4 separate regions of the Homo sapiens genome follow, and regions 1, 2 and 3 are each linked to region 4. The links are chromatin loops, found by intact Hi-C in ENCODE. Cell type or tissue: heart left ventricle. All regions are shown on one strand. Links, peaks and the distances in the headings refer to the core of each region. The heading gives the core; the rest is flanking DNA.

Region 1 (7,607 bases), core at 1,616-6,615, 670 kb before region 4:
GAAGCTGCAGAGTACAAACTGATGGGCTGTGATCTCACTAGATGATCCCAAGAGAATCTGTTATTCCTGCCTGATAGTATGAAAGCATAGACCTTATGAGTATCTCAAGTCATAGATTTAAGCAAGACCTCTAGAATCTAGAACCTAAAAGAAGGAGCAGGTATCCATTTAAAATGTCCCAGACAAATGAGCCTTTTTACCTTATCTCAGTTACCTCCTGCCACCATTTTTTCAGTTAAGAATGTGTCTTTGTGCTTGTGTTATTCTTCTGATGTACAGTTGAACATTTGCACTGGATGAAAACAAGAATTGGTAGCCATTCTTCCTTTAATGCGTTTGTTCTTACATCAATCATCACTTTATAGTTAGACTTCGTTATGTTAAACCATTCATTTAAGGGGTGACTACCGCTGACCCACTTGTAATTCATTCCACAGTCTTTTGAAATTTCACATTGTCTCTTTAGGTTCAGTTCCAGTCCATTTCATGGTCAGACTGTAATGTCTTAGTCTCCCATGAGCTTCATTATAGGCCATCATTTAAAAAGTCCTCTTAAAGAGTTGTCAAATAGAGAGGAAAACAGCATGTTTTAGAGTTACTCAGCTTTTGCGTATACTCTAGGCAGATGGTAACATTCCAGAAACAATCTGGACTTGTGTTCAAGTAGCCTTGGGCACTTACTATAGTTTCTATGGTTCCTATAATCAGGGGGTTTGAGTGACTTTAATTAATCACTCTTTCTGCCTTTGGGAATTTAACCAGTTGAAGCCTGACAAAGAACCAGGAAGTATTAAAACAGGCTCAGAATTCTTACAGTAAAGCTGGATTGATGATTACGAGAGGGTCTTGCTACCTTTATTTTGAGACAAGAACTTGACATCCTCCCCTCTCTGACCTGTCCACCGTATTGCAGGTAGATATGCAAGACCTAAAAGAGACCCTGCTTCTTTAGCCTACGTCATGGAAATTACAAGCATGAGTATTTGCTGTGTCTGGACACAGTTCTCTTCAAAGCATGAGAGAGAATTGGGTCCATGCTGCCTGGATTATAATGCTGGGGTCCTACACTCATGGCAATGTGATTCATGGAATGGCAGATTCTCAACTGGCTTCTCACTTCTTCTACCATGGGACAAGGCAGGAAAGGAGGATGGGAAGAAGTACACCTTACTGGGAAGTGGAGTGGAGATGCCTCCAAAGAAAAATGGATAAGAGAAATAATCCCCTGCTCCCAGGAAAATACCCTTATGTGCCAGACGTATGACACTCTGGACTTCGCAGTATTTCTATAGAGCTGTTAGAAGTTGTTCTAGTACTGCCACCTTTCAGCTACAACTTTGGGTAAATATATTCTATTAGGGTTCTCCAGTGGGACAGAACTAATAGGATATATGTATATATGAAAGGGAGATTTTTAAGGAGAATTCACTCATATGATCATAAAGGGAAGTCCCACAATAGGCCATCTGCAACTTGAGGAGGTAGGAAGCCAGTAGTGGCTCAGCCTGAGTCCAAAAGTCTCAAAAGCAGGGAAGCTGACAGTGCAGGCTTCAGTCTGTGGCCAAAGGCCTGAGAACCCCTTGCAAACCACTAGTGTAAGTCCAAGAGTCCAAAGGCCAAAAAACCTGGAGTCTTATTTCCAAGGTCGGGGAAGTATTCAGCATGGAAAAAAGATGAAAGCCAGAAGACTCAGCAAGCCAGCTTATCCCATCTTCTCCTGCCTGCTTTGTTCTAGTCATGCTGACAGCCAATTGGATGGTGCCCACCCACATTGAGGGTGGGTCGTACTCTCCCAGTGCACTGACTCACAAACACACCAAGAAACAATACTTTACCAGCTATCTAAGCATCCTTCAATCCAATCAAGGTGATACCTGATATTAACCATCACATATCTTAAGTATCTAAACCCCAGTTTCTTCACCTGGAAAATGGCAATAATACTGGTAGGGTTGATGCGGATATTATTATTTTATTAATTTAAATAGGTTTTCCGGGAACAGGTGGTGTTTGCTTACATGGATAAGTTCTTTAGTGGTGGTTTCTGAGATTTTGGTGCACCCATCACCTGAGCAGTGTACATTGTACCCAATGTGTAGTCTTTATCCCTCACCCCACTCCCACCCTTTTCCACAAGTCCCCAAAGTCCACTGTATCTTATGCTTTTGCATCCTCACAGATTAGCTCCCACTTAAGTGTAAGAACATACGATGTTTGGTTTTCTATTCCTGAGTTACATCTCCAATTCCATCCAGGTTGCTGCAAATGTCATTATTTCATTACTTTTTATGCATGAGTAGAATTCCATGCTCTCTCTCTCTCTCCATATATATATAGCTACATATATATAATTATATATACAATAGAAATATATATAACTCAAATGTTAATCTCTTTTGGCAACGCCCTCACAAACACACCAAGAAACAATACTTTACCAGCTATCTAAGCATCCTTCAATCCAATCAAGTTGACACCTGATAGGAATGTGACATATATAGCTATATACATTTATATAATTATATATAGCTATATATGAAGATATATAAAGACATGTGACATATATAGCTATATATATATAATTTAATATATATCATATTTCTTTATCCACTTGTTGATTGATGGGCATTTGGGCTGGTTCCATAATTTGCAATTGCAAATTGTGCTGCTACAAATAAGTGTGTGCAAGTATCTTTTTTGTATAATGATTTTTCCTCCGGGTAGATACCCAGGAATGGGATTGCTGGATCAAACGGTAGACCTACTTTTAGTTCTGTAAGGAATCTCCACATTGTTTTCCACAGTGCTTGTACTAGTTTACATTCCCACTAATGGTGTAAAAGTGTTCCCTTTTTACCACATCCACACCAGCATTTATCACTTTTTGATTTTTTGATTACGGTCATTCTTGCAGGAGTAAGGTGGTATTGTATGATGGTTTTGATTTGCATTTCTCTGATCATTAGCGATGTTGAACATTTTTTCATATGTTTGTTGGCCATTTGTATATTTTCTTTTGAGAATCGTCTATGCATGTCCTTAGCCCACTTTTTAATGGGATTGTTTGGATTTTTTCTTGCTGATTTGTTCCTTGTAGATTCTGGATATTAGTCCTTTGTCACAAGCATAGATTGTGAAGATTTTCTTCCACACTGTGGGTTGTCTATTTACTCTGTGGACTGTTTCTTTTGCTGTACAGAAGCTTTTAAGTTTACTTAAGTACCATCTATTTATCTTTGTTTTTGTTGCATTTGCATTTGGGTTCTTGGTAATGAAATCTTCACCTAAGCCAATGTCTAGAAGCGTTTTTCCAATGTTATCTTCTAGAATTTTTATGGTTTCAGGTCTTAAATTTGATCCATCTTGAGTTGATTTTTGTATAAGGTTAGAGATGAGAACCCTGTTTCATTCTTCTAAATCTGGCATTGCCTGACTTGTTTTTGTCTACTATTTGTATGCAATTCCCAAAATAGATGTATTGAAATCTCAAGTATACTTGAGCACTAAGAAGAGCATAATATGACCTCATTCATGCATATGTAAATTACCCTTAGATGTGTGTGACCTCTCTTATTCCCAAGTGTTATTGCCATGCCCCCTTATATCACCATCACGTTCTTATTTTCACCAAATCAGGGTTTCCATTGCAAACCTTCCTTTGTTTAAAACTGATACTTGAATGAGTACTTCTGTTGACTGGCCCTGTACATATTTGGCTAATTCCTTAGATCTAAGAACGGCTTCTCTTGCACGACTGTTTTTCCGGATGGCAAACAAGAAACACAGCAGCAGTCTCTTGACTGTGCCTGCTTTGAGTCCGTGCACAGCCTTATGCCAGCTGCCTAATTTCTGAGTCTTGCCCATGACGGATTAGTTTTCACTTCCAAGACCTTATCCCACCATAGAACACTAGGTGGCACTAAAATCACACTGAATGGTTCTCATAAGGGCCACTGATATTGTGGTGGTGTTTTTTAATCATATCGATCTCAAATTCTGACTTTTTTTTTTCTGTGCCATTTTCTTAAGCCTCATATGTACACCACACTTCACAGTCATTTGTAATCAACTGCAAGTTTCATATTGCAAAAATAGAAAGAGAAGAAAGTTGAAACAGCAGAACTATCAAGCTTATTTGCCCACGCTGCTTAGGTGTAACTGAAGCCAGGAATCTGAGCTCCACAAAGTATAAATTAACTTCAGATGAAGTTTGGAATTTGTTTATTAGTCTCCCAATCTTCATGGCCAGAATGGTTTAGAAAGCTTCCAAAATATGATTTCAGTAAAACTTAATTTGATCCTTTCGGAATTAGTCATTTAAATTTCAGAAGAGTCAATTGGTGCAGGTTCATTGCTTATGTAGTACGATGTAAACATTCAGCATTACTCACACTTTTTGGAGGGAATCTGGTTTAGAAATATTTTTCCCTATATGAAATCATAAATATATTCTATCATTTAACAGTTCATTTTTTCATACTAGGCCTTTAATCTGCAATGCATTTTTTAAAGTCTAGTGAGAAAAAAGAATTTGCTGAGGGAAAAAGTCTGTGGAAGGAGTTGAGGAGCACGGGGACATAGAATGTATTAAAGTGTCTATCCTGTCTCACAGGAAGATAGATATTAGTAAATGGAAAACAAAAGTTGGAGGGAGAGGCAGCAACCAGAACACATTTGAAAACAATGCATGAATTTAAAACCATCAAATGAAATTTGATCGCTGTAAAGTGCAGGGCAAGAAAGGAAAAAATGAAAAAAAATATTGTAAGTAAAAAATAAAAAGTAACTTGGCAAAATATTTGTTTTAGCCAGATTGGGATGCCATAACAAAACACCATAGACTGGATGGCTTAAACAATGGGAATTTACTTCTCACAGTTCTGGCGGCTGGGAAGTCCAAAATCAAGGTGCCCATCAATTCAATTCCCCAGTGAGAGCCCTCTTTCTCACTTGAAGATGCTACCTTCTCGTTGTGTTCTTTCAGGGCAGAGAGAGGAAGCAGGCTCTGGTGACCAAGGACACTGACTCCATCATGAGGGCTCCACTCTCCTGACCTCATCTAAACCTAATACTTCCAAAGGCCTCATCTCCAAATATAATCACACTGGAGGCTAGGACTTCAACACATGAATTCTGGGTGGGAGGCACAATATAGTCCATAGTTACTTTGTAGATAGTACAAAGTAACTATATATTTTTTTCTATGGTAATGTAGTTTTTAAATGTTCTAAATGGATTCAGCTCACTAATTAAAAGACTGGAATTCTAAAATTATATACATATTTAAATATTTTAGCATATATATACATTCATATATAATTAAATATTTAATTCATATATAATTAAAATATATATCTATTTGTATATGATGCATATACATAGTATTTATGTAATATCCATTAGGTATATAAATATATATTAGACATTATATATAGTATGTGTTTTTCCTTTTTTTCTTGGCCAACATAGTCTAATATTGTATATAGTACAGATTTTAGACAAGCAATGCTAACAGAATCAATGAAAAATTAAGAAATGCTATAAAACAGAAACCAATTTAGCAAATATGCACAGTTTTTATTAAGAAAAAGATTGTTATATTGAATTGATTAGAAGGATTTGAATAAATAACAAGGTATATCACATTCATGATGGGAATGTTATAACAGTAAATGTTTAAAATATTGAGAATTTTCTCTCAATTAGCTTACGAAGTCAACATAATCTCAAAAAAATATGTTGGTTTTGTGATGTATATAACTGATCCAAATTTTTCATTCCAAACTTTATGTTGAATACTAAACCCTAATAGATTGCTAGGTTCACTTTAAGAAGATAAATGACAACACTGTTCAGATATTAGGACATTTTGTAAAGCTATAGTTGTAAAACTAATACCATCTTTATACATAAAGAAACAAGTCGATAAATGAAGCAGAATAGAAACTTTAGAAATGGATGCATGCACTTATGAGAACTTGATATATTATGAAGATGACACTATAAATCAATGGTTAGAAGATATTAGGAAAATATACTCTATAAAGGAAAAACACAAACCTGGATCTTTCTTATACCCAATACAAAAGCAGATTCCACATTATAGAAAAAGCATGTGAAATTAACACCATAAACAAAGAAAAGAAAATTATTAATAGAATAGCTTTGAGGACTATGGGCAAAAAAAGACTTCTTACACAAGACTACAGCATAAAGAAGCCGACTGTTAGGATGTGTCCAGATGTAAAGTTTTCTGTTCACTGAAGGATATCATTGATAAATGGGTAACCTGTTGGCTAAATTTAAAACGCATAAGGGATTGTTATCCGAAATAGAGAAATAACTCCTGTTAATCAAGAAAAAGACAGAAACTTCAATGGGAAAAAAAGGACCAATGAAAGAGACAAACTACCATAGATCAGATTTCTTCCCATAGCTAAACAGTATACAAAGAAACTTCATATTTATAATTATACAAATGCAAATCAAGGCAGTGAGTCATTACTCTTATCAGAAAGACTCTAATTTAAAAGGATAAACATAACAATTATTAGAAAATGTGCATAGTGTTAACTTTCACTCACTTGTAGTGAAAAGTAGTCTGGAAATATTTTATACATCATAGAGAAATTCCGAGAATCATATACAGGTAGATGATGATAAGGATTATGGTATTGCTTGTGGTGACAGTCATTTGGTGGCAATCTCATGATTGGTGGCAATATAATGATGTTTAAATGTAGTGGATGTTTATTGTGGTTCACCATGAAACACTAGAATAAAACAACATGTGTTCAGCAACACTGAAAGATCCCTTATCGGGGTCTGGATAAGAAAAGTAGAAAACAGGATGATATTTTCACCACACAGGTAAATTGAAAATACATATATCCACAAAACATATTACATATTTTAAAAAGCTATATTCAAGGGCATGCATCAAGCAAATTATCTTTGAGATGAGGGGAATAAGAATAGTGTTCATGAAAGAAAGACAAAAATAAAAGGATGATTGGCAGAGATTAATGACGGCAATGTGTTTTTTAGTTTTAAAATATGATTAACTCAGTGATTTGAAACTGAGCTCCAAAAGAAAAATAACTAAAAGGGAAAAAAAGAATGAAAGGAAGAAAAAAGCCACCTAATATCTATCTGCTGCTTAAAGTTCTGAACATTTTATTTAATATTTTAAAATGGACATATGGAGCATTTTAACCAATGGGTACACAGTAAGGAGAAGGAAATCTCCTCTAATGTTTCTAAATGTAAAATTCTTTGTCATTACTTATTCTTGCAACAATTATTTACTGTTGCAATTGTTTATTACTCCACCAAGACCCTTATATCATATATATATACCCTTATATGTATATAATGATTAATGCTTGTCTCTCCTGCTTATTGTTCTATGTGTGCTTTCCATCAGAAGATTCATTCTATTCATCCTAGAATATTCTCAGTCTTAACTCTTTGGGTAATTGTTTGTTTACTTCTTTCTCAATTTCATTTCTCATGTATTCCTATTAGAGATGAATTAGATCTATCTAGTCTGGGCAACATGGTGAAACTCTGTCTCTACAAAAAAAAAAAAAAATTAGCAGGGTGCA
Region 2 (7,607 bases), core at 1,178-6,177, 80 kb before region 4:
TGGAAAGCTGACTTCATATCTACACATTCCACAGGGCTCACTATGAGACTTGAACGTGTATGGGTTTTGGTATCCGGGGCGGTCCTGGAGCCAATCCCCCCTTGGATATTGAGAGGCAACTGTATGATCTGTTTTTCACACAGCTGACAGATATATGTATCTAAAGCACAAATCTAATCCCGCCACCCCCACTTAATTCACTTGCAAGAGTTCTTGTTACCTACAGAATCAAATTCAGGAAGCTTTCTCTGACCACATCTCCCCAGAATCCTCCATCTGTAGTGTCCAGGACACCTACATTTCTTTATTATCACACTCTTTTTTGTTACAATACTCACTTGATGTATCTTTCCCTGCCATTACACTATGAGCTTCTTGAGGACCCAACTTGCATCTTAATCATTTTTGTAGTTATGGTGCCTAAAACATTTCTTGAGATAGATTAATTATTCAAAAATATTTTGAATGAGTGAAAGATGAGTATAGAATATAATGATTGAAGGGGCTTCCTGGAGGAGACTGCACTGAGTTAGGTCATGAGGGAAGAAATATTTTTAATACATAGTGGGAGAAGGTACAGTCTTCCAGGAAAGGACTTCTGAAAAAATAAAAATAAAAGTTCAAAGACCAGATGGGACAGTAACACAGCAGAATTCATACAAGGTTTCTTCTCTGGTCTTTTATATTTTGGTAATTTTCCTTTATTTTTGCTCTTCTCTTTATGTCTGTGTAAAACTTCTTTATGCTTCTATTAATATTTTTATTTCTCTAAAGGTAAGAACCCACTGAGTCTGGGAGTGTACACGAGCTAGCTCAGCATTTTAAATGTAGACAAATCTAAATATTTTCTTTTTATCATTTTATATTTTCCTGGGGACCTCTTCACTCACGGATCCACACTGAGAGGAAAATATATAAAGCAGTAGGGCAACCTGCTTTCTTTTCAAATGCCTGGTAAGATGTTCTTATTATTTTAGGGGACTCTACAGCTCCATGTCTCTTGTGAAATAGACATTGGGTTGTATTAAAGACTTGGCATTTTTCATTCTCACATCTTAAAAAATATTTTATCTTCTAAGATTATAATTATACATATGTTAAAGCAATAAATATATATAAGTAAGAAAGAAAAATTATCCTGTAATCCCAGCACTTTGGGAGGCCGAGGCAAGTGGATCACCTGAGGTTGGGAGTTCGAGAACAGCCTGAACAACATGGAGAAACCCTGTCTCTACTGAAAATATAAAATTAGGCAGGCGTGGTGGCGCATGCCTGTAATCCCAGCTACTCAGGAAGCTGAGGCAGGAGAATCACTTGAACCTGGGAGGCAGAGATTGTGGTGAGCTGAGATCGCGCCATTGCACTCCAGCCTGAGCAAGAGTGAAAAACTCAGTCTCAAAAAAAAAAAAAAAAGAAAAGAAAAGAAAAATTATCTTGCTCTCTTTCAAGTTTGTTTCCCTTATTTTCAATTGCTTTCCTCGTTTTGAAGAGTCATAAAACTAGTAAAGATAATAGACCTCACTGAGAGATTTTACTTATTTACATATTATTTAAGCGAGAGACTCCACCAGTACCTCTGGAACTGCCTCTCCATAATCAGCAATGACTTCTCTACCCTCCACCTCTTCTCCAAATACTTCTGTCACCTTCTTGCTTTAACAGAAACATGGCCCTCCCCTGAAATCACCAGTGTCCCTGAATTGTCTCCATGTACCTGGAGACCATTCTTCCTAATCACTCCTCTCCTACTTTTTCTTTAAAAAAAACCCCTGCTCATCTGAGACTCATTCAGTCAGCTGCACCTTCCCCACCAACCACCAACCATCATGACTGTTATTTATTAAATTCAATGGTTTCCCTCGTTTACAAGGACATTGATACACAACTTACAGCTTTTCTCTGCCTTCAAGTCCTTCCATTTTCCTGGGACACCATCATGGCCTCTGAGTTCCTAGGTTTCCTCCTATTTAATAACTTTCCCCCTACCCTAGCTTTCATTTTTTGGTCACCGCTGGATCCTAACAAGTTACCCTACTCCCTACAAACTAAAGCAAACATCTCAGTGGCCCCAGTCACCACTCTTTACAATTTGCTTTGCCAAGTATTCACACTAAAAGGGTTCTTTAGTTTCACCAAGATCTCCAGTCTGCTGACCCTTTATCTGTCTTCCAGTTTACCCTTTCTTTTCTTTCTTTCCTTTTAATCCAACTTACATTGCACAGTGTATCATTTCAATCGCTCTCTTAGATCTCTTGGTGGCGACCTAAATTTCCTGTACCTGGTCTCTCCCTGCCCTAACCCCACTCTGCAATAGAAATTTTATTTATATTTTTCCTCACAAAACCGCTCCCTGGCTGAAGTCAGCTATATACTTTCTCATTGCCCAAACTAGAACTATGGAGAGTTTTCTGAATTCGTAAGTAACTATGTAACTTAACAGGCCCTATTGGTAGCCCTGCAGAGTTAATATTACCAACTTCAAATGGGCCCCCAGTGCTGCACTGCCACAGTCATCTTTAGTCATCTCTCTTCCTCCATTCCCCCCATCAATTAAGGTAAACTTTCTTCATTCTCTTCAGATACCCCTATGTTCATTAGACTTTGCATCATAACAGAGAAAATAGACAACTTCTGCCTGGGTTCTTATCTTCAAGCTACCAAGCTTGCAAATCACTTATATCTACATTAATTTGACCCTCCTTCCCCTCAGTGAGAACAGGAACGCTTTCTGTTATGCTACCTTCGGGCTATATTTCTACCCATGCTTTGGGTTCCATCCTCTTGCCCTTCTCAGGAATTTTCCTTCACTGATTGTTATTGCTCTCTTCTATATAGTCAGCACCTCTATCTCATTAAATAATTTGAGTTAGCTTTTCAACATATGCAAAACTCTTCCTTTAAAACAAACAAAACACATCTCTCTCAAGTTACTGCTCTATTCCTCCCATCCACATTAACATTGAAATGTTCAGTAAGTGAGCTCCATTCACCATCTCCCAGTCACTCTCTCACCCACTTCAAATTGCCTTCCAACCTTTGTACTTCCAAGGAAGCAATTTTGCTCAACTGTTGACATCCATGTTGCTCAACTCAAAAGATATATTTAAGTCCTTTTCAAATTAATACTTTCAATACAAGTTCAATATTGTCAAAGATGTTCTTTCCTTCTGATTTTTCTCCTCTGCCATCCATTTAATGTTGGCATTTTTCAAGGCTTGGTTCTGGACTCACTCTCCATCACACTTTATATACTCTCCCCCTAAGCAAGTTCATTCAAGCCTGTTGTTTCAATTACCACGGAAGGCAGATGACTTAAATTAGTTGTTCAGTTTGGACCTCTCCTCTAAGCTCCAGGGCTACACATCCAACTGCCTTTTGGACATCTTGCTACCCAACTCATGATCTATCATCTCCCTCAAACCAGCTTTTATCTGATATTTTGACATCATTTAATAGCTTCACAATCCATTTTGTTGTGCATGCCATAGAGAAAAATTAAATTCTCTCCCATTCTCACTCCCTCTCTCTCTCATTCTCTCTCTCCCCTCCTCTCTCTATCCTTCTCAAACTTCCGATTCAATCCATGACCAAGCTTTGAAAGTTGTATCTCCTAAATGGCTTTCAACTTGGTTCACTTCTGGCCATCTCCATCATCATTCTTTCTTTAAGATCATCATCACTTGCCTGCAGTACTGCTATACTAACTGCTCTTTCCACATGTATTGTAACCTTCTACTCTAACCCAGTCTGGAGTAGTGGCTCTTTACCAGCAGTGACTTTGCTCCCCACATGAGATTTTGCAATGTGCGAACACACTTTTAATAGTTATGACTCCAGAGCTAGGGACAAATGCTCCTGGCATCTAGTGGGTAGAGACCAGGAAGGCTGCCAAACATCCTACCTGCACAGAATAAGGCTCTAATAACAAAGAATTATCTGGTTCAAAATATTAACAGTGACAAGATTTAGAAATCCTGTTCTGGAGTTAGACTGCGCTTTTCACATGGCAGACCTGATTATGTCATGTGTGCATGTGTATACACACACACACACACACACACACACACACACACACACTTAAAAACATTCAATAACTTCCCATTGAGCTAAGACAAAGCAAATATGGTGCTGCAGGCCTTTGTGATCTGCTCCCGGCCTGCCTCTGCAGGCCATCCAGCACCACGTGTTTCCTTTCAGCCTCCCTGCTCCCACCTACTCTATCCTCTGTCCTCCCTCCCAGTCCAGGACATTTGCACATATTGTCTTCACCTGGAAAGCTCTTCACGTAGTTAAGCCCCATTCATTCTTCAAATATCAGCTGAAGGTCGTTTCCCTGGGAGAGCCCTATACAGGGCTCTCTCTCACTGAGTTAATTCCCCCATTAAGACACTCAGCATTAGAGTTGCATGTTTAATACTGACTCCTGGGCTTCGTTACTATTTGCCTCCTTCTCTAGACTGGAAGCCACAAAAGGTGAAAAACATTTCTTTATTTTATTTTAAATAAAATTATACCACCAGTAGTTGGTTGTTGAACATTAGGTGTTCAATGACTAAATCTCTTCCAAGAACATTTGAGAAAACTTAGTCCTAGAAATGGCAAGTGACTTAATCAAGGCCACAAAGCTTATTAGTAGCCAAGGGAGGGCTTGAATCCAACTTTCTTATTGTGAAATGCTGCATTTGTTCCTTCTAAAGTGGTATTGTACGCATTTGTTTAAGCTTCTAGATTTTTACTCAAAGTAAATCTTTTGTGGAAGCACAGTGTATAAAACAGATTACGAGAGATTAAAGCAGATCACTGCTTTGATTGGAGACAGCTCAATTCAGCCTCATCCAAGAAGCTCTTTTACATCTCTACACAGCTGCCTCCTTACCCCTTGCCAGGCCCTGAAGAGCTTGCCTCAGAATGACTTTGATGTGATGACTAGGGCTTGAAAATAAGTCCACTACATTCACATGTAGATTGTTCCTTACTGCCTCCGTACAAGATGCACTCTTGATACTTGTGAATTCCAAAATGAGAATACCAATATAGTATAAGTTAATGTCATCACCAGCTGAAATTTAATCAAATCACATTTCCATGTAGGTATATGAAACAGAAATTATTCCTTAATATCATCAGTCTGAGTCCATGGACCATGTTCAGTATTCCACCTTTTACCAAAACATAAATTTTCCTAACAAAAATCACAACTTTGTAGGGATCTGCACCTTCTATTTATCTCATCTTGTTTTTGCCAATGCTAGCAGTTGGATTAAATTGCTGAAACAAAACAAGCAAACATACTGCGTTCATGTCATAGCAGTCACCTTCCAGGACAGTGGAGAGGACACCAGAATGAACTGAGATAAGGATGTTATACTCGTGCCACATGTAATGGCATGTCTGACACTGTGTCTCAACAGCATGATACCTCACTACAAGTTATGAACATATGGATTTTTTGTAATAGTTGGAAACACATGTTAAAGGGAATGCCCTGAAAAAAATGACAAGTTCTTTTTCTCTATTTTTCTCCTGCAATTGTTTTTAGCTTCAGTTAAAGTTCACTCTAATGAAGACAGCATACATCATATATTTTGGGAGTATCCAAAGATGATATGATTACCAGATAACAATATTTCTAGTGATTTTATATATATGTGTATATATGTGTATATACACACATTTGTAATAAATGTATGTACACACATATACATAGTGAATATATTCATATATATGAATATATATTCATGTATATTCATGTGTATATGTATATTATATATTTGTGTGAATATATATCTTCACATATACTTATGTACATGTGATATATGTATATATATATTTACGTGTGTGTATATATCTTCATATATACTTGTTATGTACATGTGATGTATGTATATATATATTTACATGTGTGTATATATTATATATAAATTGAAAAGCTTTTCTTTTCTAACCATAGCAAAGACATAGAAAATGTATCTACTCTAAGAATGTTTCGAAGCTTTTAGCTGTCTCTCAAACTTGACTCACTCATGTCTGTGTACTTAAGAGGTAACAAAAGTGAAAAACAATTACTGACATCATTATCTGAATGGCTGCTTAGAGAAATACAATAGTGCCTTCTTATCCATGGGGGTCATGTTACAAGGCCCTTAGTGGATGCCTAAAACCACATATAGTACCGAACCCTACATATACTCTGTCTTTTCCTAAATATATGTATACCTATAATAAAGTTTAACTTTTAAATTCAGCACAGTAAGAGATTCACAACAATAACTCATAATAAAATAGACTAACTAAAACACTATGCTGTAATAAAAGTTAAATAAGAGTGATTTGACCACAAGCACTGCAATACTACGATAGTCCATCTGATAACCAAGACAGCTTCTAAGTGAATCACGGTGGGTAGTATGGACAAACAAACTGATGATTCACGTCCTGGGCAGATGGAGTGATCCTCAGATCAGCATGCAATTTAAAATTTATGAATGGTTTATTTCTGGAATTTTTCATTTCATATTGTGGACCGCAGGTAAATAAAACTGCAGAAACCAAACCTACAGTTACAGGGAAGACTACTGTGTGACCTCCTGTATGAAAATCTTTAACTTATGTGTAGCTGTTGAAAACATTTTCAACATATTACTTGACATATTTAAAACTAGACTTTTGCTTCTTGAACTGTCTTGAGTCATTTACTTACTTTTTGCAATGTTTTTATTCAAAATATTTAGTCTACTTGGCTGGTTTGTTTTATTTGATTACATTACTTGGCCTATACAATAAGGAATCTGTATATTCCTTATTGGCCTATACAATAAGGAATGCTAGACTTTCTATGTTGGAAATATCCTTTATATTTCCTTTCTTTGGGAATCTTTTATCTCTTCACCTTTAAATTACTATCTGAAGAAGTAATTTCATAATCTTTATGAATCGAAAAACTGTATTCAATGTATGCTGGCTGAATGGGCTTGTAATTTGGGAACTCTATAATTGCTAAGGTTATCATTACAGGGTGAACATGACATTAAACTCATTTCCTTCTGTCTTCAGCATATAATGTTTTTACATTGCCATTTTTTGAAAGTCCCTCATCAACATTTCTCAGGCCTAGAAAGTTGCATCCATTAACATATATTATGTTGTATTGTGACCCTTATTTCCACTCTCTCTCTTTTATGAGAGAAAAAAACACACACACATGAAAGGAAGGCTAATTCAGAAGTGGAACCAGTGGCAGAAAAGTAAACTAAGCGTTCAGATATATGTTTGCAGTTCTTGGCAAAGTTATCAACATTTTACCTGAAGCATATTGAAAACATCCCTCATGACAGAAATCCCTCCCTCTTTCATTTCTGCCTTCTAACCCCCCTAAAAAACACATCTGTTTCCTACTGATAGCTTTTAACATACAACCCTTTAATGTCTTGTAACAGGAAGTGGAAATTGAGCGAAGTTTGTGCTCGCCAGCTTTTAAGAGTCACCCTGGGAGCCAGCTGGAGGATTCTGTGAAAGATTCAGACAAGAAAGGCAAGGAAACATCTTTTGACAAGATGTCACCTGAAAGTGGTCACAGCCGCATCTTTGAAGGTTAGCATAACATTTTG
Region 3 (7,607 bases), core at 1,760-6,759, 310 kb before region 4:
CAACATTTCAGTTAATGGCAGACTGCATATACGGTGGTGGTCCCCTAAGAATATAACGGAGGAAAAACATCCCTATTGCCCAGTATTTACTATACCATGTTTTTATAATTGTTATTTTAGAGCATACTTTTTCTAAAAATATAAAAGATATATGTAAAAGATTGACTGCAAAACAGCCTCAGACAGGGTCTTCAGTGGGTGTTCCAGAAGAAGGCATTATTATCAGTGGAGATGACCGCTCCGTTTCATGTTCATGCCCCTGAAAACCTTCCAGTGGGACAAGATAGTGATATCGGAGGTGAAAGACAGTGATATTGATGATCCTGACCCTGTATAGGCCTAGGCCAATAATGTATATGTCTTAGTTTTTAATAAAAATTTTTAAAAAGTAAAAAAAAAAGAAAAAGTTTATAAAATAAAGATATAAAGAAAAAATTTTCTACAGTTGTACAATGTGTTTAGGATTTTAAGCTAAGTGTTATTAAGAAAGAGTCAAAAAGTTTTAAAAATTAAAAAGTTTATAAAGTAACAAAGCTATAGTAAGTTAAGGTTAATTTGTTATTGAAGAAAGAAAAATCTCTTTTATAAATTTAATGTCACCTATGTATATATAATGTTTATAAAGTCTACAGCAGGAGTGTACAGTAATTTCCTAGGCCTTCACATTTATTCACTGACTAACCCAGAGCAACTTCTAGTCCTGCAAGCTCCATTAATGATAAGTTCCCCATACAGGTATAATACATTTTATCTTTTATACTATATTTTTACTGTACCTTTTCTATGTTTAGATACACAAATACTTACTATTGTGTTATACTGCCTGCAGCATTCAGTACAATAACATGCTGTACAGCTGTTAGCCTAGGAGCAAAGGCTATACCATATTGGCTAGATGTGTAGTAAGCTATACCCTTAAGCTATACCCTCTAGGTTTGTGTAAGTACACTCTGTGATCTTCTCACAATGATGAAATTGACAAACAATACATTGCTCAGAACATTAAGCAACACACTACTGTCCTTGTACTTCTTTCTTTCTGAAAGACTTTTCAAAGCATTTAATAAGGGTGTGCATGTTGTAATTCTCCCAGAATGGGATATCTATTAGGCTTCTTAAACTTATTTTTCCATGTAATTCTTTCTGCACTGTTTCTGAAAAACATTCTGCAAGACTAGCACTCAGTGGCCCTACGGAAGTGTGCCTACTGCCCTGTTGCTGTCATTCCCTGATCAGGGAATATGGGAAGAAGGGTTTCTGTAATCTCATGTCCCATGGCAAAACTGTTGGTAATAGAGGGAATGGTGGCATGCGTCACCATCGACAATACTGAAAACATATCACCGTGACCTACTGTTGGAATTAGAGAGCAGACATCTCATTATGCAAAAGTATTGTAGCAGTCGGGGTCCAATCAGGAAAAAGAAGCCACACGTAAGTTAAACAAAATAAGTTAATATAAAGAATTAACAACTATGATAGAAGAATAGGTATTAGCTACAAAGAAAGTCAATTCACTAGCCTCAGGCTGAGGGAGAGCCACCAAGGAATGACAAACTGGCAAAGGATCCAGACTTTCATGGAGAAGGTGTGGTTCAGCCCATGGGAGAGCAGGAAGCTTTTTGGTTTAGCCAGGCTAGAGCTGACCCAGAGTTTCCAGACTAGCAATAGACCACCTTTCAGAGGCAGGCCAAGCAGATAATCAGCAGCTGGTGGCAAGGCCATGCAGTGGGGGTTGGAACACCTCTCTAGGCAATAGACTTTCAAAGCACATGGGCTATGCAGGGGCTTGCAGAGAGAGAAGCAGATCTGAGTTTATCTCTTAGGACACATGCAGGTGGCATGCAGGATACTCAGGGGCTTATAGAATCAACAACTGCTCCCTATGTGACCCTCCAGACCACAGGCAGCTGTATGGTTTGTTTCCATGAGAAGAGAGCTGTAGAGAAGTTATTTCCTGGCCCAGGCTATAAGATCATTCTATGGCTATAGTTGAACAGGCTCCACAGTGTTCTCATGCTCATGACTGCTGATACCCAGCCCAGGTAGGAAATTTCAGGAAGACTCTTCCTCTTGCAATGTCCCTCCAGTGTTTGCTGAGAAAGCTAAACATTGTGCTCACATTAAATTAGAAGTGCTTAAAGGGATTCAGCTATTTATCAAGGAACATATGTTGAAGGGTGCATTGGAACTGAGAGGTCGTAGATTAAAAACTCACACAGGTATGTTGCTGATTCATAATAGTGGATCTTGCAACAGAATGCATTGCCATCCTATGCCACTGCACAGTGTGAATGCTGGTACTGCTGTCTGTTTCCCACCTTCTCCTACAATTGGAGTAAAACTTGGAGTAGTGACTACCTAATCACTTTTTTATCCATTTAGTTTTTAACATTTTATTTTGAAATAATTATAGATTCATTGGACATAGCAAAGATAGTACAGAGAGATCTTTTGTATGATTTATCTAGTTTCCTTCAGTAATTCCATCTTACATAACTATAGTACATTATAAAAATCAGGAAATTGAAATCGACGCCATATACACTAATAGTACTGTGCCACTTATCACCTATGCAGATTCCTGTAACCACCACAGCAATCAAGACACAGAAGTTTCCTACTACCACACAGATCTCCCTGTGTTACCCCTTTATAGTGAAGCCCACCCCAACACGTCCCATCCATTCACAATCCCTGAGAACCACTAATCTGTTCTGCACATTTGTAATTTTGTCATTTCAAGAATGTTATTGAAACGGTACTTTTATCGTATGTGACCTTTTGAGATTGGCTTTTTTCACTTAGAATAGCACCCTTACATGGATAGCTGAATAATGTTTTTAATCCACCCCACAATCTCTGTCTTTTCATTTTTATGCCTTGGGCATTTACATTTTATGTAATATTTGAAATTATGGGGCTCAAGTCTGAAATTTAAGTTTGTCTTCTCCGTTCCCTCTGTTGTGTGTTTCTCTCTTTCATTTTTCATGTCTTTCTATGAGTTACTTAAATATTTCTTAGAACACATTTTGATTTAGCTATAGTGTTTTGTAACACATCTCAAGTATGATGGATTTTTATTAGTTCCCCTAAATACATGTTATACACATAAAGCTTATCACAGTCTATTGGTATTAGCATTTTACAGTTTGAATGAAGTATAGAAACTTTACCTCCTTTATCCCTTTTCCCTACCTAGTTTATAATATAATTGTGTTGGTTAACTTCTCCACACATATTGAGAATATCAGACATTATACCCCTAGCTTCAACCTTCAATCATAATTTAGAAAATACAAAAGGAGAAAAATAGAATGTATACTATTATTTCTTCATGATTTTCCTCTTTCTATTCTTTCTTCCTTCCTGATATTTCAAGATTCCTTCTTTCATCATTTCCTTTGTCATTCAAGAATACCCCCTAGCCAATTTTTTAGTATAGGTTTACCAGCAACAAATTATTCTTAGTTTTCCTTTGTCTGAGAATGTGTTTATTTTTTCTTCGTTATTGAAAGATCATTTTGTTAGACAAAGAATTTGGAGTTGGCAGTTAGTTTCTTTTAACACTTGAAACATATTGTGCTCTTGCCTTCTGGTCTTCATGGTTTCTGATGAGAAATTTGCTGTCATTCACATTGTTCTTTCTGTATAAGCAAGGTGTCACTTCTTTCTTACTGCTTTTTGGAACTGAGAGGCAATAGATTGAAAACTGACACAGGTATGTTGCTTATTGGTAATGGTGAATTTTGCAGCACAGTGCATTACCGTCCTATGCCACCGCGCAACGTGAATGCTGGTACTATTGTCTTTGTTTCCCACCTTCTACAATTGGAATAAAACTGGGAGTAGCGACTACCAGGATTTTTTTTTTAATTTTGTTTCCTGAAATTAGATTATGATGTGTGTTGGTGGTTATCTTTTGCCAAATTTGGAAAAAATTTATCCATGAATTTTTTGGACTATTTTTTAAGCCCCACTGTCTTTCTCTTTTTCTGGAAATCCAATGGCATGAATTTTAGATCTTTTTTATAGTCCAACTTGTCTCTTAGTTTCTATTCTTTTTTCACTTTATATTCTATGTTTTGTTCAGATTTGATACTTTCTATCATCGTATCTTCAAATTCACTGATCCTTTCCTTTTGCCCTTTTCATTTTGCTAAGTCCATTCAATGAGTTTTTAAATGTTCGTTATTTCTACCTCAATTCTAGAATTTTAATTCGTTTCTTCTTTGCGTCTTCTATTTGTTTGCTAAGGCTTTCCACTTTTTCACTTTTTTTTAAGCATGTTTGTGATTCTTCACTAATGCAATTCTGTAATGGCTACTTAAAAATTCTTGTGAGATAATTGCAACACCTGTATCATGTCAGTGTTGGTGTCTGTTGATTGTTTTCTGCTTTGGTTTAGGTCTTTGGTGGCTCTTAATATGAATGATTTTCAAGTGTATCTTGGACATTTTGTCATTTATGTTGTAAAACTCTGCATATTACTTATGTATTTCTGACCTTTGACTCCCTGAAGAAGGGTGTTCAATGACTGTTTTGTGAAGGTGGGATACTGGGCTCCCCATTATTCCTCCAATGCCATCACCCCTGCTGGCTGGAAAGTTGGGAGGCCCCTCTTTATTGCTCTCCTTGTAGCCTTCACTGACATCATTGCCAGAAGGAAGCCCTCAATACCAGTGGATGATGAAGAAAGTTCTAGTTACCAGCTCTGTCCTCTGACACACAAAGGGAAGAGGAGAAGATCTTGATACCGCTAGGTGGGGTAGAAGTACAGGATCTTCACATGGCTTCCACTGACATCTAGAGGAGCCCCGTCACCATCAAGTGGGAACAAAAATCCTGGCCCCACACTTGGTCTTCTCTAATATGAAAGTAGTTGGAGAGAGAGACAGCAAAGGGCAAAAAGCCAGAAACTTACACTCACCACTCAGCCTTTGCTGATGGGAGTAAGGGTTTAGTTGTGGTTTTTCATGTTGTTTGCCTGGAGTATGGTACTTATGGCCTAGAAGTGTCCTGTCTTTCTAGGCTGACACTTTTCAGCTTATTTGGCTAGAGAAAGCAGGTTTTCCTGGGGAAATTTCATTTTCTTCCCCTCTAGGACTTTCTGAGTTACTGCTTCTTCCCACCACCAGTTCTTTATATATGAAGCAAAAAGAAATCCTGGGAATTCACCGCCTTATTGTTCCTCAGGTCCCAAGGTTCCTAGGCAGTTCGCCTTCTCTCTGCTTTTCAAAGTCCTCATGTTTATTTCATGTGTCCAATTTCTAGGGGTTTTAGCTGTATTTAGTAGGAGAAATTGAGAGAAAGAAGTATGTCTATTCCAACTTGATCCAGAAACAGATGTTCCAAATCAGTTTCAATTATTAGGATTTCCTTTTCTACAGGAGAAAATGGCTTTCCTCCTCAACTTGCCAGTTTTTCTGCCTCTCAGCTTTCCCTTTCCAACTATGTGTGGTTGGCTCCAAAACAATTCTTTCATTAAATAACCTCATGAGGTCACTCCTACCAGCTGTGACAGCGTCTCAACCATTCCCATGTTAATGTGGTCTTTTCTGTCGTCCACATATGAGACACAGACATTAACAGCATATGTTGTTTAAATTCTCAACATATGCTGATCAGTTTTCCAAACAGGTATTCAGATCTTCTTTGATCTACTGTTTTATTGAGATTTTTTATAATAAGTGACTAATTCAAACTTACCAATTGGCAATATTATTAAGGCCAAATTTTCCTGACTGTTCAGTCTATGGCTTTGTGTCTTAAAATACCCACCTTTCGTCTTCCAAGCACTCGCATCTAGGAGGCTGAGGTATAGTATCAATATTTGAGTGATTGAAATGATGTTTTAGCCAGAGATAGAGCTGGGAGTGGATTTAACAGTTATTGGGGTGTTGAATACACACTAGAAGTTTTATACGCATCATCAAATTTATTTCTCAAAATAAAGCCATGATGTATATTTTACCAGTGAAGATTTTTCAAGGTCACACGGTTAGTAAAACCCAACCTGGGACTGAACTTCTGCTGTAAGTATGGAGCTATCCAGCAGTCCATGAAACATTAGTACATCATTACATCAATTTAGTGGGCAGCACACATTATCTTTAAAAGTGAAGGAGTTCGGAGTAGAAAATATCACCAGGCAGTTCACATAATTAGGGAAACTATTGTTTAATGAACACAAAGTTTGTTTCTTGTATATATACATTTATTAATCTAATGTGTGCATTGAGTCCCCGTGCATAAGATATTATTCATAATGTGGCTGGTAGTCAAAGAAATTTGGAGCTATTGTGTTAGGTGACCTTCTGAGACACTTTCTAAGCCTTCATCTGATGTATTGTTTACCAGACCCACTGTGCTGATACTTTTCCAGGAAAATGCCTGATCCTTCAAAAACAAAATTTATTTTGGGTTAGAACAGGAAGTAGCTATTTCTGTGGCAAAAATTAGTGCTAGCATATAATTCTTGCTGCCCATGATTTGTGTGTGTGTGTGTGTGTTTGTGTTTCTGGTAAGAGTACACTTTGCCATTTTTTTTCTTCCTTATCGTACCACAAAACTCTCTAAAACAAGGTGAAATTCCAGTCAGTCTCACAATGAGATGAGAATTGAAAACTCAAAGTACAAAAGATAAACTCCACTGGTTAAGAGGGCAGATCCTGGAGTTCCACAGATGTATTTCAAATCCAGGCTTTGTCACTCAGAATCCTGGGCAAATTACTATTTAATTTTCTTACCTGCAAAATAGTAATAATAGTAGCAACTAACTCTTTGTGATAATGTTAAGATTAAAATGAGGTATACATGTAAAGTCATTATCAAAGTGTTTTGCCTGACAACAAAAACTTAATAACTATTAGCTATTAGTCTACTACTTCTGAAGTAAGACTTTAACAGAAACCAATAATTCCAAAGGAAATTTTGAACTGTTACAGGCAGGAAATGAACCATTTTGCTTTCTTGTTAGACTTTTTAAGTTGCCCTTTTCTTAGAATATACTAAACAATGAAGTAACACTGTTCAAATTTTATATTTTAAATAACTGTTGGCTGATTTTCGATAAAAGGAAAATGGAAGAAAATTGTGTGTTCTTCACTTTTGTTTCTTTATATTCAAACTGCCATGGCTATACAAACCACACCTCTCCATAATCTGTGTAATTCTAATTTAACTTACATAACGTTGTGGGGTGAAGTGAAGAGCCAGAAATTGTGTGGAATTGTATAGGAAAGCTGGATTTCTTTACTAAGACCCAAACCCCAAGAGCTGGTGCTCCTAGAGTATTTTGAGTCTGAAAATGACTCAGACTCCTGAGTGTATCACTGATAAAAGGATTCTTGATATTGCAGGACAACCTGGACCCATCCATGTTCCCAATGCAGAAGGGCTCCCTCAACCTCCTGAGGCAGAAATGGGAATCTTGTGATTATCAGAGAAGTGAGTGTCATCCCAGGGACAGCCATTGTACAATTTTCCAGCCTCAGGAAAGCAAATTGCTTGCGCCTGAAGGAGAGGTAGTATCAGCACCTCAATCTTTGGATCCCACAAGTCTGCCCTACAGTACAGGGGAAGAGATGTGGAGTTCGAAGCCGGAA
Region 4 (7,607 bases), core at 1,346-6,345:
TTGGGAGAATTCACTGAACTTCTTCGGATTTTGGATTACTCGTCTGCACAATAAATTACCTCTAAGCCTCAGAGACAAAAACTTGCAACAAAATGATTTTGTTGTATTAATATTTATAATGCTTTCTAACAGAAATAGTCATTTGAAAATTTAATTTTCCCCTTCCTCCTTTTCACAGAGTACTTTAGCCTTTTAGTTTGTTCCTTTCCTGTCTGACTTGCATGCTTAATGGTTTTATCATTCCCTTTTTTTTGAGACGGAGACGGAGTCTCGCTCTGTCGCCCAGGCTGGAGTGCGGTGGCGCGATCTTGGCTTCACTGCAAGCTTCGCCTCCCGGGTTCACGCCATTCTCCTGCCTCAGCCTCCCGAGTAGCTGGGACTACAGGCGCCCGCCACCATGCCTGGCTAATTTTTTGTATTTTTTAGTAGAGACGGGGTTTCACCGTGTTAGCCAGGATGGTCTGGATCTCCTGACCTCGTGATCTGCCCGTCTCGGCCTCCCAGAGTGCTGGGATTACAGGTGTGAGCCACCGCGCCCGGCTGAGAGTCTTTTCTATGATGGCCATGAGCAATGGAATCCAAATCAGGCCACTGATTTCTTTTTGACAAATAATATTGGGCATTTTGTCATTAAAAAATGATAAAAATCAAATATTTGAAAGCTAAATACTATTTGTAAATTTTAACCAAAAAAAAGCCTGAACTTCTATTAAGATTACCAAAAGAATGGCATCTTTTATGGATAACACACAAAATAAAATTTATATTTTAATGTAGAAAAACTTTAGAGTGTTATGTTCAATAAAATCTATATGACATTCATTCACATCAAAGTAAGAACAGCACAGCTGAATGTACACTGAATTCATCTGTGCAGATAGAGAAGCCACAGGGAAAAATAAAGAGCTTTTCCTCAGCATGTGAAAGTCTTTCAGTGATTTGTGGGAATCTCTTTTTATCAGAATCAAGTGGAGGAGTCTTTTGTATGGCTATGAGGTTTTGGATGACAGGTGAATTTCAAAGATAGCTGGCATTTGTCATAAACATAATCAACATTGTACAATCAGCATTCATATAATACCATGTCTTATTCCTTTATACTTTGTATCTTTGTGATAGTATGTTAAGTATTTTTACTATTTTAATTACAATATATGAAAGTGTTTACTGAATAAGAAGTCTCTATGGAAAACCAAATACTCTAGGAAGGTGTCAAAATGAAAATGATTTTTTAATTTTTTCTAGGCCACAGAAATTGTTCTCAACTGCTGTTGTGTACATAAATCTTGAAGATGCTAATAGAAAAAGCAAGCAATTCAATAAGATGGTTCAACATGGGGACTCAGAGTTGAGGGAGGAGAGAGGAAGAACAGGGCACAGAGGGAACAGCTTGGCTGTCTTTTACTAGAGGTTATTTGGGCCTTGGTTGATAGTGATTAAATTATAACAACCCAAATAAGAAAGTACTACAAAGAGCCCTACCCTGTAAGTCCCAGAAACTACCAGCCCTAAGAGTGAAGGCAGGAGATGCATGAATGAGTGATGCATATACATAAACTCATATACAAAAGCACATGTATACATACCTATAACATGCCCTTGAAATGATTTTGGAATCAAAACCATCTAAGAGTGAATAGTAAACCACCAAGCAGAAGGATGACAACAAAGATCACTAGATTAAATAAGAAAAACTAGTTTTGAGATCAGTTCTGGCATACGTAAGCTAAATAGTTGTGGAGAATCACATAACAATGGAGGGTCCTTATGTTCCTTTCACATAAGGAAACATTCAGGCATACGTTTTCTTCTGCCTAAAAGGAGTTGATTAGATTGGGTTAGGTTCGATGATCTCTAAGATCATTCTGTTTCTTACAACTGCTATTCTGTGATTGTGCAATCAGTCTTTAACACTACTTCCAGATATGTAATTCCTCCTACCCTGCCTTTTTGCCAAGTAGATGGCTTCATGGGTAAATATCAGGCTCTCTGAAATGGGTGCCTGACAAAGCTGTTTCTAATGATACTATTACTTCTTTCTTATGTAATACATGCCCCTAAGAAGAAAAGAAAAAAAAATCCACAGCCTATAATATTCACAATATTTGCATATTTTAGCTGGACATATCTCCTTAAAGGTTGAGGGGTGAGGAGAGAAGAAAGGAGCAACCCTTAGACTTGTTAAAGATTTTGTCAAACCATATTCAAATCTGCCGCTTGTTAAAGGTGTGATCCTTGGAAAGTTTTTTAATAGGCGTGACTCTCATTTTCTTATATAAATTTTTAGAAATAATATTACCTACCTTACAAGATTGTTAGAAAAGTAAATTTGAAAATGCACACAGAATTTAGCATACATTCAAAACATAGTGCTTGAGGAATGTTAATTGTTATTATATATCTGTTACTAAGTTTTTCTCATCACAATAATTGCAAGAGTTGGGGGGATAAATTTTTGCTGTTTACCTAAGTTTATGCTGTTATACACACATTTTGTAACTTTGCTTGAAAGCTTGAAGGAGATGACCATGAGACATTGAAAATATTGTGAAATGCTACAGTCCATTTTACGAGATCAAGTATTTTAAATGCTTCACCATTTATAAGGTGATGCTGTTTTCTTCTTAAAGCTTAACACACATGTGTAAGCATGCTCTGTTTGCTTTCAGCGACTGCTGGCCCTAATAAGCCTGAGAGTGGATTTGCAGAAGACAGTGCTGCTCGGGGCGAGGGTGTGTCAGACCTCCACGAAGTGGTCTCCCTGAAGGAGCGGATGGCGAGGTACCAGGCAGCTGTTTCCAGGGGTGACTGCCGCAGCTTCTCTGCTAATGTAAGCTGCTCCTAATGGTTTTGCACTAGGCAATGTGCTTACTGTCTGTCCCAATTCCCTCTTTATATTTGAAATGTAAGAATACTACTGGACAGGGGGCTAAAGTAGAAAGAGCACAAAAATAGTGTGTGAAATAAATCCAGACTATCTGAATTTAAGTTTCAACTGTGCTACTTATTACTTGTGTGAATCTGAACTACTATTTTTATTTATTTTTTATTTTTTTTGAGACAGAGTCTTGCTCTGTCATCCAGGCTGGAGTGCAATGGCACGATCTCGGCACCCTCCACCTCCTGGGTTCAAGTGATTCTCTTGCCTCAGCCTCCCGAGTAGCTGGGATTACAGAGCATGCCACCATGCTCTGCTAATTTTTGTATTTTTAGTAGAGACAGGATTTCACCATGTTGGCCAGGATGGTATCGATCTCTTGACCTCGTGATCCGCCCGCATCAGCCTCCCAAAGTGCTGGGATTACAGGCATGAGCCACTGTGCCCAGCCCTGAACTACTATCTTAACTTCTCTCTGAGCTTCAGTTTCCTTGACTGAAAAATGGGAATCATCATTTATCACACAGAGTCTTGGTGAGGAATCAAAGAGACAATTTATGTGTAAGCCATAAGGCGCTGTATAAATGTGTTATTATTATCATCATTAGCACTTAACCTGTAGATATTCTCCTCAGGAAGGTCGGGAATTAATTTCAAATTTTAATAACATGGGTTTGCACGCCACCCTCCTTGGTCTCATATATGGTTCATTGAAATTCACTGGCAGTATAATTTCTTTGGCTTTTCTCGTTTCTCTGTATGCACTAAATCCATTAGGAAAGGTTTAATCAACATAAAAATGAGAGAGATTAGCAATGTAGACACTCTGCTAAACCAATTATGATTATAGGAAACTGCAGGATTCAGTAAGACCACCAATTTTTAGAGCCAATGCATTATAAAGTCATATTCAAAAGAATTTTGGGGTTCTGTATTCTGTGGCCTTCAACTTAATGGAATATAAGAATGTTCTTTTATAATTATAATCTCCAAATTAGCCTAGTTGTGTATGAGAGAGGGAGACAGAGAAAGAGAGAGAGAGAAAAGCCAAAAAAGGTGGTGTATTAAAATAGCTACACTTAACATGCTTCTTTACAAATTATTTAGAGACAAGGCTGACTGTGCCAAACTCATTTAAAAAATGCAATTCTAGATGACATTTAGGTTTTCACATAGTCATTAAAATACATTTTAGACACAGCTTAGATTTGGAATAAATGTGCAGAAGTGACATAAGTATCTAGATCACTTCCAAAATAAACAGTGGCACTATAGTACCTCCTGCCAGTCTTCTTCGATGGCACCCCCTACTGGATCATTGAGGAACTTATTCGTGTTCTAAATTAGAGAAATGATTCACGAGGAAACAGTTGATTTTGAAAATGCCTAAAGACTGGTTATTTAGTAAACAATATTTGATTTAGGAAGATTGACCTTGCCAGGTACTAAGAGAATACACATTAAAAAAGTGGTATCAAGGCATGATATATATTTATGATGTGTTTAAAAAGGGAATGTTTACATTGGACACATAGGGAAATTAAATGATCCCATTATTTAATACAAAATCAAAAACTTTAGGGCTAATCTCAAAATGTCTACATATAAAGAATTTAGTAATCTTCTCTTCCCTGCAAATTTTATAGACAAGAAAAGCAAGAGAAAGTTACTTATAGATTATAAAATTAGGTAGTGAGGAGGCCAAGCTAGATTCCTAGTCTCTTGACTCTTGTGCTCTTCTAACTGAATTCAACTTCTTCCTCTTCCCTAAATGAGAAAGTATTTTTGGCCCCCAAAATACATATTATAGTATATGGTTTGGCCCTAAGCAAATATTGTGAGAAAGAAGAGCACATATATTATCTCAGCAGAATCCTGGTAAATATCTAAAGCAAAGCAAAATAATTGTTTATTTAATCATGTGCATGAAATGCTTGTTCAAGCCACCCCCCCACCCCCCCACCCCTCTGCACACACACACACACACACCAAAAAAAATCATGAAAACTGCCTGTGACTAAATCTGTATCTCCACAATTAACCCAAAATTTTAAGTGCAAAATCTGAAAGTCACAGAATCAGACCCAAACTGAATCTACTATATCTCAATCATATTTACACATGTAAAGACAATATATTTTCCTTGTCTCAGAGTCAATCAGATGGCATTTGGTTGTATCTAAATGAAAGTTATGCCCATGAAACAGTGGTGGTCTATAGAAGCCCCCTAAAAGAGAGGGAGAAGTAACACTTGTTGAGCAATGAATTAAAATGCCAGATTCATTTTCAAGTCTGTGCAATTTTATTCCCTTTACCTTTTTTAATACTCACAATAAATCTGTGAGAAAAATATTTCTATGCCCAGTTTATAAGAAAGAAAACCAAGTTCAAGAGCTGTAGCCCAAGGTTTTAATTGTCAGGGCTGGAATTAGAAGCACTGTCTGTCCAACTCCCAAAATTATGTTATTTCTGTTATGCCCTATAAACCAAGAACAGTTTTTTTGTAAAAAGAACTTGAGGACTGTGTAATATATTTACCTAGATTTAACTGTTAGGTGTTCAAATTAGCATATTATTATCAGCACACCCATTAGATTCCAAACCTTATTGCTGAGCCAAATAATAAGAAACACAGAATAATAATAAACATAAAAAGTTTCAACACAAAGCAATTTCAGTTATGGGGTCAATGATAACAACATTCATTAGTTGGGATATTTAGAGCATGACACTAAATAAGGTAAAGTCACAGGAACGGTCCCCACCTGAGCAAGGAAGCATTACTCCCGGTTATGACCACAGACTGCTTCTTGGGCAGGTCCTGCCATCTCACATGTGTAAACTTTCATCTACCCGCAAGTGGAACAAGGAAACCTTAGCACCGCCACTGAACCATATTTCAGAAGATTTGTCTCACTTGGGTGAATGAGCAGCTGCAGTAGCGTAATGATAGTACCAGGGGTAGCAGGAATGGTATTAGTACTACTATTAAAAATAATCCGCGGTGGCTCACCCCTGTAATCCTAGCACTTTGGGAGGCTGAGGTGGGTGGATCACCTGAGGTCAGCAGTTCAAGACCAGTCTGGCCAACATGATGAAACTCCATGTCTACTAAAATACAAAATAGAAAGGAAGGAAGGAAGAAAGAAAGAAGGAAGGAAGGAAGGAAGGAAGGAAGGAAGGAAGGAAGGAAGCAAAGAGAAAGAGAAAGAAGGAAAGAAAGAGAAAGAAGGAAGGAAGGAAGGAAAGAGAGAGAGAAAGAGAGGGAGGGAGGGAGGGAGGGAGGAAGGAAGGAAGGAAGGAAGGAAGGAAGGAAAGAGAGAGAGAGAAAGAGAGGGAGGGAGGGAGGGAGGGAGGAAGGAAGGAAGGAAGGAAGGAAGGAAGATAGCCAAGCATGATGGCGGGTGCCAGTAATCCCAGCTACTCAGGAGGCTCAGACGGGAGAATCACTTGAACCCAGGAAACAGTGGTTGCAGTGAGCCGAGATCGTGCTGCTGCACTCCAGCCCGGACGGCTGAGTGAGACTCCATCTCAAAAAAAAAAAAAAAAAAAATCAACTGTATGAATTTTTGCATGTGTAATGTAGTCTGTTTCTAAAGCGCAGGAAAGTAATGGGTATATCTGTTTTGTTTTGTTCTTTTGAGACGGAGTCTTGCTCTGCTGCTCAGGCTGGAGTGCAGTGGCACAATCTCGGCTCACTGCAACCTCTGCCTCCTCAGTTCAGGCAAATCTCCTGCCTCAGCCTCCCAAATAGCTGGAATTACAGGCATGTGCCACCATGCCCGGCTAATTTTTGTATTTTTTTAGTAGAGACGGGGTTTCCCCATGTTGGCCAGGCTGGTCTCGAACTCCTGACCTTGTGATCCACCCACCTTGACCTCCCAAAGTGCTAGGATTACAGGCATGAGACACCACACCAGGCTGGTATATCTGTTTTTTAATCCATTTTATAGATGAGAGGCAACCTGTCCAGTATAAGAATTGATCTTTTTGTGAAAATGCATTTACCAGGAGAGCATCCGGTCATAAGCATAATACTAAGGCTTGCCAGATTAATTTGCACATGATTGGGACATCAGAATAGTTGTTTGAAACAGCAAGGTTCTTCTTAATAATTACCTTAATGTCTATAATTTGATACTTATAGATTATCTATATATAATTTATCCAGGAAAGCCACTTATATAAATTAAATGGCAGAAGGGGTAAAATAAATATTGTGGCCTTAATTCACCCTTCCCCTTTTTCACTGTATCTTAAATTTCAAAAGGGGTGCTGTACATTTTTCTGACCTTAACATATATCAACTAGAAGTAATTGATTAAGATTTGCATTTAAAGTTTGTTGCAGAATTTGATACAATATATACCTAGTTCATAGAAGAGCACAATCATCTCTTCTCAAAGGGCCACCACACATATTTTGAAATATTTGATAGTCCACATAAATGAGGAAACGTTATTAACTTAGTAAAGCAACAACTTGAGTACTTGCTAGTAATTTAGATAATCCTAATATTAGTCTATAATATTCTGGAGTATGGGAAACCCAAACCCCAAGATAGGCACTACATTTTTAATATCTATTTGAAAGACTACTTATTTGGTTAAAGATCCAGGACCCCCAAAGTCCCCAGTCCATGGTATAGAAACCTCTCAGCTCCTGGGTCCCCAGTTACTTTCAAGGTCTTAAGGCTTTGAGGGTTATGTCAGGACTGGGTCAGACCTCA

The links. Peaks named below come from ENCODE experiments on the same cell type or tissue, not always from the same donor. Only the 100,000 strongest peaks of a DNase experiment are listed, where the experiment ranks them.
Region 1: a loop joins it to region 4, with 7 times the contacts of the local background. A loop is called at or near these places in 40 of 110 quality-filtered maps.
Region 2: it touches region 4 in a loop (3-fold over the local background); 36 of 110 quality-filtered maps call a loop at or near these places.
Region 3: a loop joins it to region 4, with 6 times the contacts of the local background. A loop is called at or near these places in 10 of 110 quality-filtered maps.

Annotation. Positions count from the first base shown.
Region 1 is chr2:166,535,640-166,543,246 of GRCh38, forward strand. All of the region lies in intron 1 of LOC124906087 (a long non-coding RNA gene), which reads left to right. Among named protein-coding and RNA genes, the nearest start is that of SCN7A, 45 kb to the left of the region's middle. In heart left ventricle, for the core only: a CTCF peak has its summit at 3,909 (motif pointing right); no DNase peak of the experiment used is centred there.
Region 2 is chr2:167,128,473-167,136,079 of GRCh38, forward strand. XIRP2 (xin actin binding repeat containing 2) reads left to right here. Exons shown (of 11, transcript NM_152381.6): 3 at 7,437-7,590. The region is part of intron 1 of XIRP2-AS1 (XIRP2 antisense RNA 1); the gene reads right to left. Among named protein-coding and RNA genes, the nearest start is that of XIRP2-AS1, 8.7 kb to the right of the region's middle. In heart left ventricle, for the core only: no CTCF peak of the experiment used is centred there; no DNase peak of the experiment used is centred there.
Region 3 is chr2:166,896,104-166,903,710 of GRCh38, forward strand. XIRP2 (xin actin binding repeat containing 2) reads left to right here. Exons shown (of 11, transcript NM_152381.6): 2 at 7,362-7,607. The coding sequence starts at 7,380. Among named protein-coding and RNA genes, the nearest start is that of XIRP2, 11 kb to the left of the region's middle. In heart left ventricle, for the core only: a CTCF peak has its summit at 4,772; no DNase peak of the experiment used is centred there.
Region 4 is chr2:167,208,066-167,215,672 of GRCh38, forward strand. XIRP2 (xin actin binding repeat containing 2) reads left to right here. Exons shown (of 11, transcript NM_152381.6): 4 at 2,670-2,830. Among named protein-coding and RNA genes, the nearest start is that of XIRP2-AS1, 71 kb to the left of the region's middle. In heart left ventricle, for the core only: CTCF peaks have their summits at 4,180 (motif pointing left) and 4,379; no DNase peak of the experiment used is centred there; H3K27ac peaks cover 292 bases.